Regions from separate parts of the Homo sapiens genome. Here region 2 is linked to region 1. A link is an interaction called in ENCODE POLR2A ChIA-PET data of the cell type or tissue named here. Cell type or tissue: PC-3. All regions are shown on one strand.

Evidence for each region. ChIA-PET counts read pairs that join two places held together with the same protein. Peaks named below come from ENCODE experiments on the same cell type or tissue, not always from the same donor. Only the 100,000 strongest peaks of a DNase experiment are listed, where the experiment ranks them.
Region 2: POLR2A ChIA-PET joins it to region 1 with 10 read pairs; 2 of 35 experiments call an interaction of 5 or more read pairs at or near these places.

Annotation. Positions count from the first base shown.
Region 1 is chr10:92,758,923-92,766,922 of GRCh38, forward strand. No RefSeq gene overlaps it. Among named protein-coding and RNA genes, the nearest start is that of HHEX, 73 kb to the left of the region's middle. In PC-3, no CTCF peak of the experiment used is centred here; no DNase peak of the experiment used is centred here.
Region 2 is chr10:92,564,884-92,572,883 of GRCh38, forward strand. The region is part of intron 1 of IDE (insulin degrading enzyme); the gene reads right to left. Among named protein-coding and RNA genes, the nearest start is that of IDE, 5.2 kb to the right of the region's middle. In PC-3, no CTCF peak of the experiment used is centred here; a DNase peak (open chromatin) is centred at 3,278; H3K4me3 peaks cover 1,394 bases; H3K27ac peaks cover 1,180 bases.

The sequences.
Region 1 (8,000 bases):
TCAGAAAAGTCTTGTTTCCCCAAACATGTATCAGCCTTAGTATTAGCAAATTTTATAGAGCTGATAGGCAAAAAAATTTGTTTTCATTTGTGTTTCCTTTGTTATTCACAAAACTGAACATCTTTTAAAGATGTGTTTTAGTTACCTGTATCTCCTCCTCTGTGAGTTTTCTGTTTGTATTGTTTGTCCATTGAAAAGTTGGACAAATGAACAAAAGTTGGACAAAGTTGAATTGTCTTTTTAATGACCTGAGCATCAGTTAGGATGTTTTGGCCTATAAATACAGAATCCTTACTAAAAGGTGGCTTATATTTATTGCTTATTATATTCCAAACACAGTGTCTGGATGGAGGTAGGGCATTCCAGGGCTGGGAAGTGGCTTATTGATTTTGCACACAGACTCTTTCTGCTATGTTTTACTCAACTTGTCCTCTTGTGGTTCAAGACAGCTGCCATAGTTCCAGTCATCACATAACAACCACCTCCAAAACCCAAAAAGCCATTCCCCAACCCCCAAATTCTCAAGCTTCTCTTCTGATCATGGAGTAAAATTCTTCCTAGCAGCTTCCTTGCAGACATCAGCACCCCGCCCCTCATGTCTCATTGGCCAAGATTGGGTCACGTGTCCCTTTCTAAGCCAAGATGCCCATGCATCTGCTATTTTTTTTTTTTTTAAGACAAGGTCTTGCTCTGTTGCCCAAGCTGGAGTGCAGTGTCATGATCTTGGCTCACTGCAACTTCCACCTCCTGGGTTCTAGTGATCCTCCCACCTCAGCCTCCCAAGTAGCTGGGACCACAGGGGCACACCACCACACTCAGCTAATTTTTCATAGAGAAGGAGTCTTGCTATGTTGCCCAGGCTGGTCTTGAACTCCTGGACTCAAGTGATCCACCTGCCTTGGCCTCTCAAATTGCTGGGATTACAGGTGTGAGGCGCCGTGCCTGGGTCTGCATCTGCTATGTTAAATAAAAATTTCCCCTTTAGTTATCACGTCTCCTGAATTAGTTGAAGCAGGCGCATGCACTTTGATTGTAATGCAACAATTTGAATTTAGGGGCAAATGCTGTATGCTGTGCCTAAAATATAAGGATTGGGCCAGGCACAGTGGCTCATGCCTGTAATCCCAGCATTCTGGGAGGCCGGGGTAGGCGGATCACTTGAGGTCAGGAGTTTGAGACCAGCCTGATCAACATAGTGAAACCCCATCTCTAATAAAAATACAAAAATTAGCCAGCTGTGATGGCATGTGTCTGTAATCCCAGCTACTCAGGCGGTTGAGGGAGGAGAATCACTTAAACCCGGCAGATGGAGGTTACAGGAAGCCAAGATTGTGCCACTGTACTCCAGCCTGGGTGACAAAGCAAGACTCCATCTCAAAAAAATAAAATAAAATAAAATATAAGGATTGTTGGCTTTGAATGATGTATCTTTAAAGGCTATATGTATGAGTTGAACATGGGCATCCCAGCTCCATAATATCTGGCCACTCTCAGTAAGTCATAATGCCACCACTCAGCTCCCAAAAGTAGGATAGCTCCATGGCCTTCTTTTCCAGGCAGCCAAAGGTAGAAGGATTGCCTCTGGTCTTTGTAGCCACTGTTAGGCCAGCCAGGGTCCACCGGTGGAATTTCTAGACTTCTCCAGATGAGATGAGGGAGATTGTTTTCTTAAGGGCTGTAACAATATCTACCTTTTTTGATAGATGCTGAGTTCTGACTGGAAACATGAGAAACTGTAACCCTCTTCATCTCTTCTGGGCCAAGGATGTGCCCTTCTCTCTCACTGGGCAGAGTAAGAATGGGAGGTGGCAGTTACAGTGTATTTTTGCTTTGTTTATGTCTTGTGAGTCAGCAAATCTCAGTCAGAGGAAATAGAAACGGATCTTAGTTACTCCTTTGTAACTAGCAAAATGTCTTTTAATCAGACTAAGAGACCTCCTCAGGTTCACATTCTCTGCTTTCAGAGTCTTGCTGGCATCTTCTGGGTACCAAGGCACTCAATTTTGGCTATGGACATGAAGGTCCATTCCAGAATCATTTAGGTGATCTTTATCCTTCTCCCTTGAGCTTTTTTTTTTTTTTTTTTTTTTTTTAAGACGGAGTTTTCCTCTGTCATCCAGGCTGGAGTGCAGTGGCATGATCTCGGCTCACTGCAACCTCCGCCTCCCAGGTTCAAGCAATTCTTCTGCCTCAGCCTCCCAAGTAGCTGGGATTACAGGCGCCTGCCACCACACCCAGCTAATTTTTGTATTTTTTGTAGAGACGGGGTTTCGCTATGTTGGCCAGGCTTGTCTCGAATTCCTGACCTCAGGTGATCCACCCGCCTTGGCCTCCTGAAGTGCTGGGATTATAGGCATGAGCCACCACGCCCAGCCCCTTGAGCCAGTCTTATTTTCTCTACAACTCCAAAATGAAAGTTCAAGTAAATGTTACTCCCCTCTACTTCCCTCCTTCCCCTATTCCCTATCCCATGATGAACACAGCAGTTACAGTGATACCTAAGCTGGGTGTTTATTAGGCTGAGGAATGTATTTGCTTTCATTTGTAATAATAGAGAATCCTGGACGGCTGTTTTTCAGATGTATTCCTAATTGTTTCGTTTCTGGGTGTTATTGTATATGGACTTAAAATTTTTCCTTTCCAATTTCTTGTTGCTAGCATCTAGAAATAGAATTGATTTTTGTGTGTTGACTTTGTATCCTGCTGTTTGTCTTAGTAGCTTTTTGTGTGTGTAGATTCCTTAGACTTTTCTGCGTACATAGTCATACTCTGAACAGAGACATTTTTACTTTTTCCTTTCCAATTTGGATGGAAAGATGCCTGCGGCAGGCAGCTAACTTGATGAGTAGCCGCATGGTTTCGATTTGGAATATGCTCACCCCCTTGACTGGGCTGCTTCAGACAGTGAAATCCTTGTGCAAGCAGTGGTCTTTTTTGCTCTTTGGCTCTGTGCATGCTTTTTGTGCTTTTTATTCCTCCTAGCTGAGCCTTTCCTTCCTAACTTGAGTTTGATTTGAAAACAGGTTCACTTAGAGAAAGTTTTTAGTGTCTACTTAACTTCTAAGGCATTTTCCTTCTGGCTAAATGACAAATCTGCCATTCCCAAGCCATTGACCACCTCACCTTTTCCGTTTTCTTCTTTGGTTCTGTATGAAGCCATTGGAATGATTCCCTCCAGATCCACCAGCCAGTCTGTCCACTGGCTGTTCCCTGATTTGTGCCAAGAAACTGTTCACCAGCAAGTGATCTGGTGTCCTTGCCAAATGAAGGTCTGGGACTTGTTTTGCCCCCACTGCCCAAAACTTTAAATTTCCTTTATCAAGTAGCTTCTCATGCTGGGAAAAACCACGGTCGGTCTCTACTGCTCCCTTCCTGCTTCAACTTCTTCAAATTGCTTGATGGTACCTTTGCTGCTTTATCTTAACCACTTGTACACTTGCATTGTTTAAATATTTTATGCTCTAAGTACCACTTATTCTTTGTAATTATTTTTCTTTTCTTTTTTCTTTCTTTTCTTTTTTTTTTTTTTTTGGGAGATGGAGTCTTACTCTGTGGCCCATGCTGGAGTGCAGTGGTACCATCTTGGCTCACTACAACCTCTGCCTCCTGGGTTCAAGTGATTCTCCTGCCTCAGCTTCTTGAGTAGCTGGGATTAGAGGTGCCGGCCACCAGGCCTGGCTAATTTTTGTATTTTTAGTAGAGACAGGGTTTCGCCGTGTTGGCTAGGCTGGTCTCAAACTCCTGACCTCAGGTGATCCGCCCACCTTGGCCTCCCAAAGTTCTGGGATTACAGGCGTGAGCCACGGTGCCCGTCCTGTAATTATTTTTCTTTATTTTCCATTTATCTACTTTGGAGATTACTTCTTTTTTGTTTAGCTCCTTTCATTTTTAAAATGAAAGGATAAAATAATATCCAAGCTCTGTAATAATTCTTAGTTTCCTTTATGGAAATAGTGGTGTAAGATTATTTAAAGCCCGTGGAACTGTTTTTAGCAGATTATAGTGAAAGAACAGTTTACCATAGCTAGACAGAAGGTATGCCCAAGGGTCAGGATGAAAATGTGCCCAGGGAGGGCCACTTATAAGCACAGGGTAATCCTGGATTTTTGTTGTTCCTTTTTCACTTTTTTTTTTTACAGTTTGTTTTTGTATTTCCTTGCCTTCAGCACCAGGTTGTTTTCCTTGATTCCTTTTTCTTTTTGGAAAACAGCATGGATAAGTGGAAAAATATGAACTCTACAGTATAAATATACCTGAACTTCTTTCCTTTCTTTCTTCTTTTTTTTTTTTTAGATGGAGTCTCACTCTGTTGCCAAGGCTGGAGTGCAGTGGCGTGATCTTGGCTCACTGCAACCTCCACCTCCCGGGTTCAAGAGATTCTCCTGCCTCAGCCTCCAGAGTAGCTGGGATTACCAGGCGTGCACCACCACGGTTGGCTAATTTTTTATATATTTTTTAGTAGAGACAGGGTTTCACCATGTCGGTCAGGCTGGTCTCTAACTGCTGACCTCAGGTGATCTACCTGCCTTGGCCTCCCAAAGTGCTGGGATTACAGGTGTGAGCCACCGTGCCCGGCCCGAATTTTAACACTACGCTTTTTAGTTATTGATTGTGGGTCCTTTGGCAAGTTGCTTACCCTTTTTGAGCTTTAATTTTCTCTTTTAAGGATTGCCTTTAAAAATATAAGTATTTATTAGGCATCTAGAATAATGTCTGGAAGACACTCCAGACATGGAAGTCACTCAATACGTATTACTTTTGATTATTATTGCCTTTATGCCTTTGATTTTCTTTCTCCTATTCTCTTTCTCTAGTCACTTGCCATTCATTATTAGGCTTGGATGAGGCCATACATTTACGATCTTTGAAAAAGATGGTTTACCTCTTCTTCCCTCTTAATATTACGTCATCAGTGTGATATATCTGCCAAAAAAAAAAAAAAGCTTCTGTGATCTTAGCCTAAATGACAAAGGGATGAATGTGTCTAGAATTATAGTTGAATGTGCCCAGAATCATAGCATCAGAGCCCGAAGGTATTTTAGAGACCAGCTGCAGATGAACTAACTGATGTAGCAAAGATAAGCAATTTGCCCATACCCCACAGAAGAGTATATGTGGTCCTGGGATTTTCTTGCTTCAGGAAAGAATTTTTTAAAATTGAGGTGAAATTCACATACCATAAAATTAACCATTTAAAAATGTACAGTCCAGTGGCATTTAGTGGTTGGCAGTGTTGTGGAGCCATCAACTTTATCTAGTCCCCAAACATTTTCATTGCCCTATACTCATTCAGTAGTCATTCCCCATTCCCGCTCACCCCCAGCTCCTGATAACTCCAAATCTGCTTTCCCTTTCTGGGTATTTGCCGATTCTGGATATTTTATATAAATGGAATCATACAGTATGTGACATTTTGTGTCTGGATTCTTTCTCTTAGCATAATGTTTTTAAGGTCCATGCTCATTATTTAAAAAATTCAAACATTACAGGAAAGTATAATGAAGAAAAGGAAAAATACTCTGTAATCCCACGTACCACTGATGACAACTATTGACAGTGTAGTGTGAGTTGCTATTCCTGCTGTCTCCCACATAAAGAGGTTACACTGTTCACACCTTTTTCATCAGTTTGTTTTTTTCCCTTAATGCTATATATGAAACATCTTCCTCTGTCAATACATACATATCTCTTCATTCTCTTTAGTGGATTGTATAATGTTTCATTACATGATTATACCTTAGGTTGTTTAATAAACCTACTTGGCCGGACACTGTGGCTCACGCCTGTAATCCCGGAACTTTGGGAGGCCGAGGCTGGTGGATCATTTGAGGTCAGGAGTTCAACATCAGCCTGACCAACATGGCAAAACCACGTCTCTACTAAAAGTACAAAAATTAGCCAGGTGGTAGTGGCACGTGCCTGTAATCCCAGCTACTCGGGAGGCTGAGTCAGGAGAATAGCTTCAGCCTGGGAGGCAGATGTTGCGGTGAGTGGAGATCACTCCACTGCACTCCAGTTTGGGCAACAGAGTGAGACCCTGTCTGAAACAAACAAACAAGCAAAAAACAAACCTACTGATGGACATCCTCTTCCTCCCCCCTAATTCTGTGCTAAGTAAAATAGTTTTCATCTTAACCTGCTGAGTGTGAGTTACTTTGAAATTCCAATATTGGAGAAAAATAAACAGGAAAGGCTCCCATTTCTCTGGGATCTGCTTGGATACACTGGGAAATTCATGCACCAGTAGGCGCTAGATAAGCCTTGAGGTTATTTCTAATTTCAGATTCTTTGATTCTTGGGATTAATACCCAAATCATGTAGTGCTGGGGACATAAAGGAAAGTGCTAGGACTAGGAATTAGGCCTGGATTTAGCCTTCATTTTATTAAAGACTAGTTCTGGGTCTTTGGAAGTAACTTACCTCTTTAGACTTCAGTTTTCTCATCTGTGAAATGAGGTAAATGGGCTAGCTGGTCACTAGTAGTGTGGACTTCAGCTGGAGTCACTGCCCAGTTTACAGCGAGTCCCCTTTCTGCAGGAACAGCTTGCTTCACAAGCGTGGCACCCCAGTAGCCATGTCTGATTGATCTAGTGGAAGTCATTTGTTACAAGACGAGTCCATCAAAACTCTTCTCTAGGATTTTTGAGTTTGAACCACAGAGAATATGAGCAGTTCTTCTCTTATGGTGGGAACATGTGAGAAGTGAAACTTGGTAGCCACTGGTAACCATATCACCAGTTTAGTGAGGCTCTAGTGTAGAGAGGAAAAGTATGGGATTCCCTGTGATATGGGTTAGTGGGGGAGTAATCACATAAAAGAAGAGCTACCTCTAATGTCATATGGTATCCTGGATTCTTCCCTGGAACAGAAAGAGAACATTAGTAGAAAAACTGATAATCCAAATGTGATGATTAATTTTATGTGTCAACTTGACTAGTCCGAGGGGTGCTTAGATATTTGATTAAACCTTATTCTGGGTGTATCTGTGAGGGAATTGCTGGAGGAGATTAACATTTGAATTGGTAGACTGAGTGAAGCAGGTTGTTCTTCCTAATATATGTAACCTTAATCTGATATGTTGAACGCCTAAATAGAACAAAAGACAGAGTAAGGGAGAGTTTCCTCTCTCTGACTGACTGTCTTGAAGCTGGAACATAGGTCTTCTCCTGCCTTCAGACTTGTTCTTAGACTGGAACCGATAGCATGGGATCTACTGGGCCTTCAGCTTCCCAAATGCAAATCTTAAGACCTCTTGGGCCAGGCGCGTGGCTCACACCTGTAATCCCAACATTTTAGGAGGCCGAGGCAGGTGGATCACCTGAGGTCAGGAGTTCGAGACCAGCCTGGCCAACATGGTGAAACCCCACCTCTACTAAAAATACAATAATTAGCTGGGTGTGGTGTCATATGCCTGTAGTCACAGCTACTCGTGAGGTTTGAGGTGGGAGAATCACTGGAACTCGGGAGGCAGAGGTTGCAGTGAGCCTAGATCATGACACTGCACTCCAGCCTGGGCAACAGAGAGAGACTCTGTCTCAAAAGTAGATAAATACATTAATTAATAAAATGAAATAAAAGTTGAGATTATTTTTTAAAAAGATGTGAAAATTTAGGACACTACAGAAACATATACAGGAGTGATTTGTACTGTTTTTTCCAACCTTATAACAGCCTGAAATTATTTTAAAAATCCAAATTCAAAAGCTTACAAAAAGGTGACATCATCAATATGATGGTATAGGCAGTTCCAAACATCTCTCTCTCCAGGAAACATTTTTTAAAAACCAGACACTGTCAAAACCAATGTTGTCAGAACTCTGGAAAAGAGTGAAAAAAAATCCAAAGCAATCAAGTGAATGCTGAATGAAGAGAAAGGCAACTTAAAAATGGTAAGAAGAGTGCGTGCGGTGGCTCATGCCTATAATCTCAGAGCTTGAGGCGGGAGGATTGACTGGGGCCAGGAGTTTGAGACCAGCCTGGGCAACATAGTGTGACCCCAT
Region 2 (8,000 bases), 190 kb before region 1:
CCATCTCTAAAAAAATAAAATAGCTGGGCATAACAAAGCAACAGAAAATTTCTAAAATTAAGAGATCAAGAAATAACAGTAGCCAGGTGTGCTGGCTCATGCCTGTAATCCCAGCACTTTGGGAGGCTGAGGTGGGTTGATCACCTGAGGTCAGGAGTTTGAGACCAGCCTGGCCAACATGGTGAAACCCCATCTCTACTAAAAATATAAAAAAATTAGCCGGCGTGGTAGCGGGCGCCTGTAATTCCAGCTACTCAGGAGGATGAAACAGAATTGCTTGAACCCAGGAGGCGGAGGCTGCAGTGGGTCAAGATCTCGCCACTGCACTCCAGCCTGGGTGACAGAGCGAGACTCTGTCTCAGAAAAAAAAAAAAAAAAAGAAAAAATTAGCTGGGCATGGTGGTGGGCACCTGTAATTGCAGCTACTCAGGAGGCTAAGGAATGAGAATTGCTTGAACTCAGGAGACAGAGGTTGCAGTGAGCACCACTGCACTCCAGCCTGGGCAACACAGCGAGACTCCATCTCAAAAAAAAAAAAAAAAGAAAAGAAAGAAAGAAATGGTATTTGTTCTTTTCTCAAGACCCTATTCTCCCCAAAATCTCTTTGGCTAGAACTTCAGACTATTTCACTTCCGATATCATCTTCCACCTCTCTAACTCCCAACCTCTCCAACTATGTTTCCTTCTTATACCTAAATGTGAGCATTGTCAAGGCTGCCCCCTCCCCCACCGCATCTAAACATAGATTATTTTTCCTATATCCATCCATGTCCGTGTCTTCAACTCTATCTTCAGATTTAGGAAATCAGCTCAGGCCTTCTTACCAAGTTCCAGTCATATTTCAAATGCTTCCTGCAGATCTCCCCTTGGCTATCCAGTAATCACTTCAGACTCAATATCATCAACTACCATGTATATTCTTTCTAAAAAATCTCCCTGTTTTAACGTCCCCATCTCTACTAAAGATATCGTGCTACCTCTAGGAAGAAGACAATATAATGGCCAACCCCTGAGGTTCTTGAGTGAGCCCAGTTGAATTCATATCTCGCTAAGCCACTTACTAGCTGTGTATCCTTGAGCAAGTTAACCTCTTTGAGCTTCAATATCCTTATCTGAAAGAAAAAAAAAAAAGACTACCACCACCACTCTCCCACATAATTACCGTGGCCATTAAACAAGACAACATATGTAGCCAGGTGCAGTGGCTCACGCCTATAATCCCAGTACTTTGGGAGGCCAAGGTAGGTGGACTGCTTGAACCGAGGAGTTTAAGACCAGTCTGGGCAACATGACGAAATCCTGTCTCTACAAAAAAAAAAAAAAACTCCAAAAAATTAGCCAGGTATGGTGGTATGTGCCAAGTTCCAGCTACTAGCCCCAGCTACCCAGGAAACAGGGGAGTACTGAGATGGCAGGAGAATCACCTGAGCCCAGAGAGGTCAAGGCTGCAGTGAGCCCTGATCACGCCACTGCACTCCACCTAGGAGTGACAGAGTCAGACTCTATCTCTCTCTCTCTCTCTCTCTCTCTCACACACACACACACACACACACACAACATAGGCAAAGCTCCTAATAAAATGCATAAACTGGAGGTTATGATGATAAGTGAAATACGCCAGGCACAGAATGACAGACATCACATGTTCTTACTTATTTGTGGGATCTAAAAATCAAAACAATTGAATTCATGGAGATAGAGAGTAGAAGGATGGTTACTAGAGGCTGGGAAGGGTAGTGGGTGGTTGAGGGCAGGTGGGGATGGTTAATGGGTACCAAAGAAAAAAAAAAAGACCTAGGATTTGATAGCACAACAGGGTGACTATAATCAATAATAATTGCACATTTCAAAATAACTAAAAGAGTTTAATTGGATTGTTTGTAACAAAGAATAAATGCTTGAGGGGATGACTACCCCCCACCCAAAAAAGCATAACATACAATAAGCATTCAATAAATATTAGCTACTAAATCTTTTATGGTTAACATCGTCAGCAGCAGCAAGAGCGTTACAGCTGAATCCACTTAGACCCCAGCACAGGTCAGACTTGTTCTAGGCTCTGGATCCATTTCCTATCCTTAAGCAAAACAAATAAGAAACCCCAGTAGTAGGTCAGTATTCATCAATGTGGTTCTGATCTTTCAATTGAACTAGTCCCTGAGCTACCAATCTACAAACTAGATTTCATTCCCTTGGGTATTTAAGGACCGCTCAGTCCTGTCCACTACCCTACGGGACCTGAGGGTAACAGCCAGCCCAAAAGTGCCTACAAGACTGTGCCCACTGCTGTACCCAAGCAGTGGTTCGTTCTCTTGGTATGCCTTTGGAAAACCTGCCACCTGCCAGGCAGGACAAACATCTCACCTAGCTGAACTTCTTCCCAGAGCTGGGTCTCCCCGACAAGAGTTTTCCCTACCCTGGTGGCCCCTCCTATTCTAGACTCAAAGTCACTCACGCTCAAGACCTCAGGCTTCTCTGACTCCCACATCGTCCCTACATCAATCAATAACTAAACTCTGCTGAATCCTTCTTGCACATGTCTTCTGCAGACACTCTTCTTTCCTTGTCATTTGTACTACCTTCTTTATCCCTCATCAGTCTCTGCCTGCGTTTCAAACAGTGCTTACAAAAAACAGCCAGATTAATTAGCCAAAAATACAGCTTTCATATGTCACTGAATTGCTCAAAAAGCATCTGAGGTTCTCTATATCCAATAAGACAAAATTTCACTTTCCTTTGCTGATATTGTGAATTTCCCTACTTTTGAACCTTTGCTAATACCATTCCTTCTATCTAAAATATTTTCTCTTCTGGTTGTGGTGGCTTATGCCTGTAATCACAGCACTTTGGGAGGCAGAGGCAGGAAGATTGCTTGAAGCCAGGAGTTAGAGATCAGTATGGACAACATAGCAAGATCCTGCCTCTACAAAATTTTAAAAATTAGCCAGGCATGGTGGCACAAGTCTGTAGTCCTAGCTACAGGAGGCTGAGGTGAGAGGATCACTTGAGCCCAGGAGTTCATGGCTGCAGTGAGTTTTGATCGTGCCACTGCACTCCAGCCTGGGTGACAGTGAGATCCTGTCTCCAAAAAATAAAATATTTTCTCAACTCTCCTTCTTTGTTCATCCAATTCAATATTTCCTTCAAAGACTCTTGTTCAAATCCTATGTTCTCTGCAAAGCTCTCGCCATTCTTACTAGCAGCAGGGTGTTCTCAGCAGAGGGAAAACAATGCAAATGATCTGAGGTAAGAGCAAGTCAAGCAAGTAGACCAGTGTGACTCACATTGTTGAGTAGGAAGTTTATTACTCAAACCTGAAATTTGAGGGAGAGGTTCTGGCTAGAGAAATACATTTGGGAGTTGTCAGAATATAGATTAGGCCTATCTTACAGAATTTTTGCAATGATCAATATGATACCAGGGCATACTTGCATGACTGCCATTCAGCAGTGAACTCATACATCTTTATGAATGATGTTAAATGAAAGTTAAATGAAAAAAAGTAACTCAGAAAAGTTTGCAATAAAGGTCAAAAGCTATAAAACTAAAATAAACAATAAAACTAAACAATATACTGCTTAAGAAGTATTCAAATGTGATAAAACTATAAAGAAAACTAAGGAAATTGTTATCCAAATATAGAATAATACAGCCGGGCACGGTGGCCCACGCCTGTAATCCCAGCACTTTGGGAGGCTGAGGTGGGTGGATCACCTGAGGTCAGGGGTTTAAGACCAGCCTGGGCAACATGGTGAAACCCCATGTCTACTAAAAATACAAAAATTAGCCGGGCGTGGTGGCACGCGCCTGTAGTCCCAGCTACTTGGGAGGCTGAGGCAGGAGAATCGCCTGAAGCTGGGAGATGGAGGTTGCAGTGAGCCGAGATTGCGCCACTGTACTCTAGCCTGGGCAACAAGGGCAGACTCTTTCTCAAAAAAAAAAATAATAATAATAATAATAACAATACCTTTACAGGGGAGGAGCAGAGTTATAATTGGACAGGTGAGCACAGACAGGTTCAAAGTTGCTGGAAATGTTTGTTTCCTAAAGTAGATGGTACACAGGTGTTTTTTTCTTCTTTGTCCTATATACTCTGGCATGTACAATATTAAATAAGAGAGTAAAAAAATAAGAGGCAATATATAAACATCAAATAGATGTTTCACAATGTTTTTAAAAATTATTAAGTTGAGAAAAAGGAAGAGTAATTGTGTGACCTGTATAACAAGGCCTAAAAAGAATAAAGGATTTAGTCATATAAAGAAAAGACAGAAAGGGCATCTCGGAATTGGGAATGAATAGGTCATGTAAAAGGAGACAGCAAATTGGTAAGTCTGACTGGAGAAGAGTTAGGCTGAAAAGTTGGGCTAAGCCAGCCAACAGAATGCTTACATGCTGGGTCAAGAAGTTTGAACTTGATCTTGAAATAGCACAGAACCACTGGTGATATTTAGGCGAGACAACAGCTTGGGAAAAGTGGTTTATTAATCTGATGTGATGATAAGAATCAACTAGTAGGGAGACAGAAGGCTGGAAAAGTCAGTTCTAAAACCTGTTCAGGTGAGATAATCTCACTGATGTAAGATGTTACGAAGATGATCATGGCCTGAACTAGGATGGTGATGAGGGTCAAGATCACTCCAAGAAACTTTAGGAATCTTTAGGATGAAAGACTCAGGAGGATTGGGTCTTGGGAATAGGCAATGAGGGAAAAAGATTCAAAGATTTTCAAGCTAAACTGAAAACTCTCATTTTCAAGCTAAACTGAAAAAATGATAACAACATAGCAAAACTAAGGACTCTACAGAAAAAAATTGTTTTGAAAAAAGACCATTAATCAATTAAGTTATGCAGTAAATATGTACTGAGTACCTACTATGTGTCAGGCAGAGTGTGATGCCTTCCCTTCAGAAAGCAGATTGTGAGTCCTACTTTAAAAAGTTATTCCGAGCGCAGTGGCTCACGCCTGTAATCCGAGCACTTTGGGAGGCCAAGGTGGGCAGATCACCTGAAGTCAGGAGTTCAAGACCAGCCTGGCCATCATGGTGAAATCCCAGCTCTACTAAAAATACAAAAATTAGTTGTGTGTGGTGGCACACACCTGTAATCCCAGCTACTCTGGAGGCTGAGGCAGAAGAATCACTTGAACCCGGGAGGTGGAAGTTGCAGTGAGCCAAGATCGTGTCACTCTCCAGCCTGGGCAACAGAACAAGACTCAGTCTCAAAAAAAAAAAAAGTTACACTTTTAATAGGCAAAAAGAAACTAAACAGTTCTTTGAGAAGAATAAAATAATTTTGTGAGTCCCACTTTTTAAAAAAGTAATCAGTATGGTGATAAAATACTAAGTTGTTTTTCAAAATTAATTGAAAGAAACAACAAAACATAAAAGTGGAGGTGTCTAGTAAAAGGTCAGAGGTAAAGCAGTTTACTGTTTATTACTGAAAGCTCCTTGAGGACAAGATTTATGGTTATCTTTGCATTTACATAGTACTGGACACAGTGTGTGATCACTACAGAGTAGACATTCAAATAATGTCTAAACTAACAGAACAGTGAAAACAGACTGAAGACAAGCCAAATGAGAAGGCTCCAGAACCTAACATATCTATAGAGGATCTACCCCTGTGGAGGGAAAGTGCTCTAGCCTTGTCATCCTGGCTAAAAGGTAGCCTGATCCTCTGGCTACATGTTTAGGAGATATAAAATACCAACAGAAAAACAGAAAGGAAACCAGTGTTTATGAAACATATACTGGGCCTGGCACAGTGGCTCATGCCTGTAACCCCAGCACTTTGGGAGGCAGGGGGATTGCTTCAGCCCAGGAGTTTGAGACCACCCTGGGCAACATGACAAAACCCCATCTCTACCAAAAATACAAAAATTAGTTGTGGGGTGGTGGCATGAGCCTGCAGTCCCAGCTACTCAGGAGGCTGAGGTGGGAGGATCACTTGAACCCAAGAGATGAAGGCTGCAGTGAGCTGAGATCACATCACTGCACTCCAGCCTGGGCGACAGAGTGAAACCCTGTCTCGAACTTTAAAAAAAAGAAAACATACTGAACTTTTTCTCCCCTACCCTGGGGAGACTGTCCCCAACCCTAACTTCTTTTTTTTTAAGACACAGTCTCGCTCAGTCACCCAGGCTGGAGTGCAGTGGCACGATCTCAGCTCACTGCACCTCCGCCTCCTGGGTTCAAGCGATTCTCCTGCCTCAGCCTCCCGGGTTCAAGCGATTCTCCTGCCTCAGCCTCATGAGTAGCTGGGATTACAAGCGCCCACCACCACGCCCGGCTAATTTTTTTGTATTTTTAGTAGAGATGGGGTTTCACCATGTTGCCCAGGCTGGTCTTGAACTCCTGACCTCAAGTGATCCCCCCGACCTCGCCCTGTCAAAGTGTTGGGATTACAGGCATGAGCCACCCCACCTGGCCTCAACCCTAACTTTCAAGACAGGCAGAATGTGTGGATTAGGTTAAAGAAACTTCAGGGGTACCCTGTTCTTTTACACTATTAAAAGGCATTTTTCTGATTGACAGTAGTTTAAAAGCTTGAATGTTGATAGTCCCAACTGACATACCACTGTTTCCTAAGCCTATGGAACAGGGAAATGCAAAGTAGGGCTGCCTGCAAAGTGAGATGACTGATGCCCAGGTGGCTCAAGTTGTTGCCAGGGAATGGGCTATTATCTCCAGGTGCCCCAGTAGTTCAGATAATTCCACACAGTCCCAAGTTATAAAATACAGCTGAACACAGAACAAGGAGGTTACTCTGTAAATGGATTGATCTTACATAAATGCTTTAAGACCATCTCTGTCTCAAGAGGTTAGACCAGAAAATGAATGCCCAAATACCAGCAGAGGCAGTACTTGTGTTTGCAAATACATAACAGTTAAGAGCTCAGGCTCCGATGCCAGATAGACATGGGTTAAATCCCAGCTCTTCCAGCAAATAGCTGTGTGGCTATCTCTGTTAAGACATTCTTCCGACTATGTACAGTAGGGCTGATTGCATTCCTTAAGATGAGAATATGTGGTAGCTTCAGATGTTAGTGCTTTCCTTCCTAAAACTATGCCCTAATCCCTTTGGTTGGACCTGTATTTTCCTCAAAAGCCTCACTCACTGATTTTAGGGTAGAGCTTTCTAGCTGGCTCATCTCATTCATTATGCTTTGAATCTCTCAAATTTCCATCTTTGAGAAAAACATATCTTAAAACTCTGGATGGTCGACCGGACTTTATAACTACAGAGAAAATGTAATTTTAACTAGAACATACAAACCACTTAGTTATACAAAACTTAAAATTGGTGCTTTCTTTAAAAATCACAAATGCTATATGCTGGAGACAGTATGGAGACAGCTAAGCCTAGCCTATCAGTAATGAATTTAGAACAAAAGCAGACTGACACAAAAGAGGACAAAAGGAGGCATCCTGCCTGTGCTTACCACCTGATTCTCTAAGTTCAGGGGTCTTTTGCACATTATAGGAGATTTTGTGATGTAGTGGAAAACAGAGGAGAACAAGTTCCATAGAGTCTTCATTTGTATTAGCTTATCTTAGTGCCCCACTGCTACCATCCTAATACAGGCAGTAAAGACTAAGTCCCAACAGGTTTCTCTGCCTTAGGACTCTCTCCACTTCCTGACATCCTGCACACAGCCACCAAACTACTTTCCTAAACCCCCAGTTCCATCAGATAACTTTCCAGCTCAAAAACTTTAATGGCTCCCTACCTACTACGCATTGGGAAAATCCCAACTAAAATTCAAGACCCAGGCCAGCATTACCCTACTGTTATAATACAGGACTTGTGTCCTTCTAATTACCCCAAGGAAATTCTATAAAGCTTCAACCAGACTAATCGGCTCACTGCTCCCCCAACACAAACTGCCCGCATATCTAGGCTGGATTACGCCCACGCCAGCCCTCACTCCAACCTTTCTGCCATTCCTTCCAAAGCCAGCCTACCCCCCCATCTCTGGCCCCACACACTACCCATAC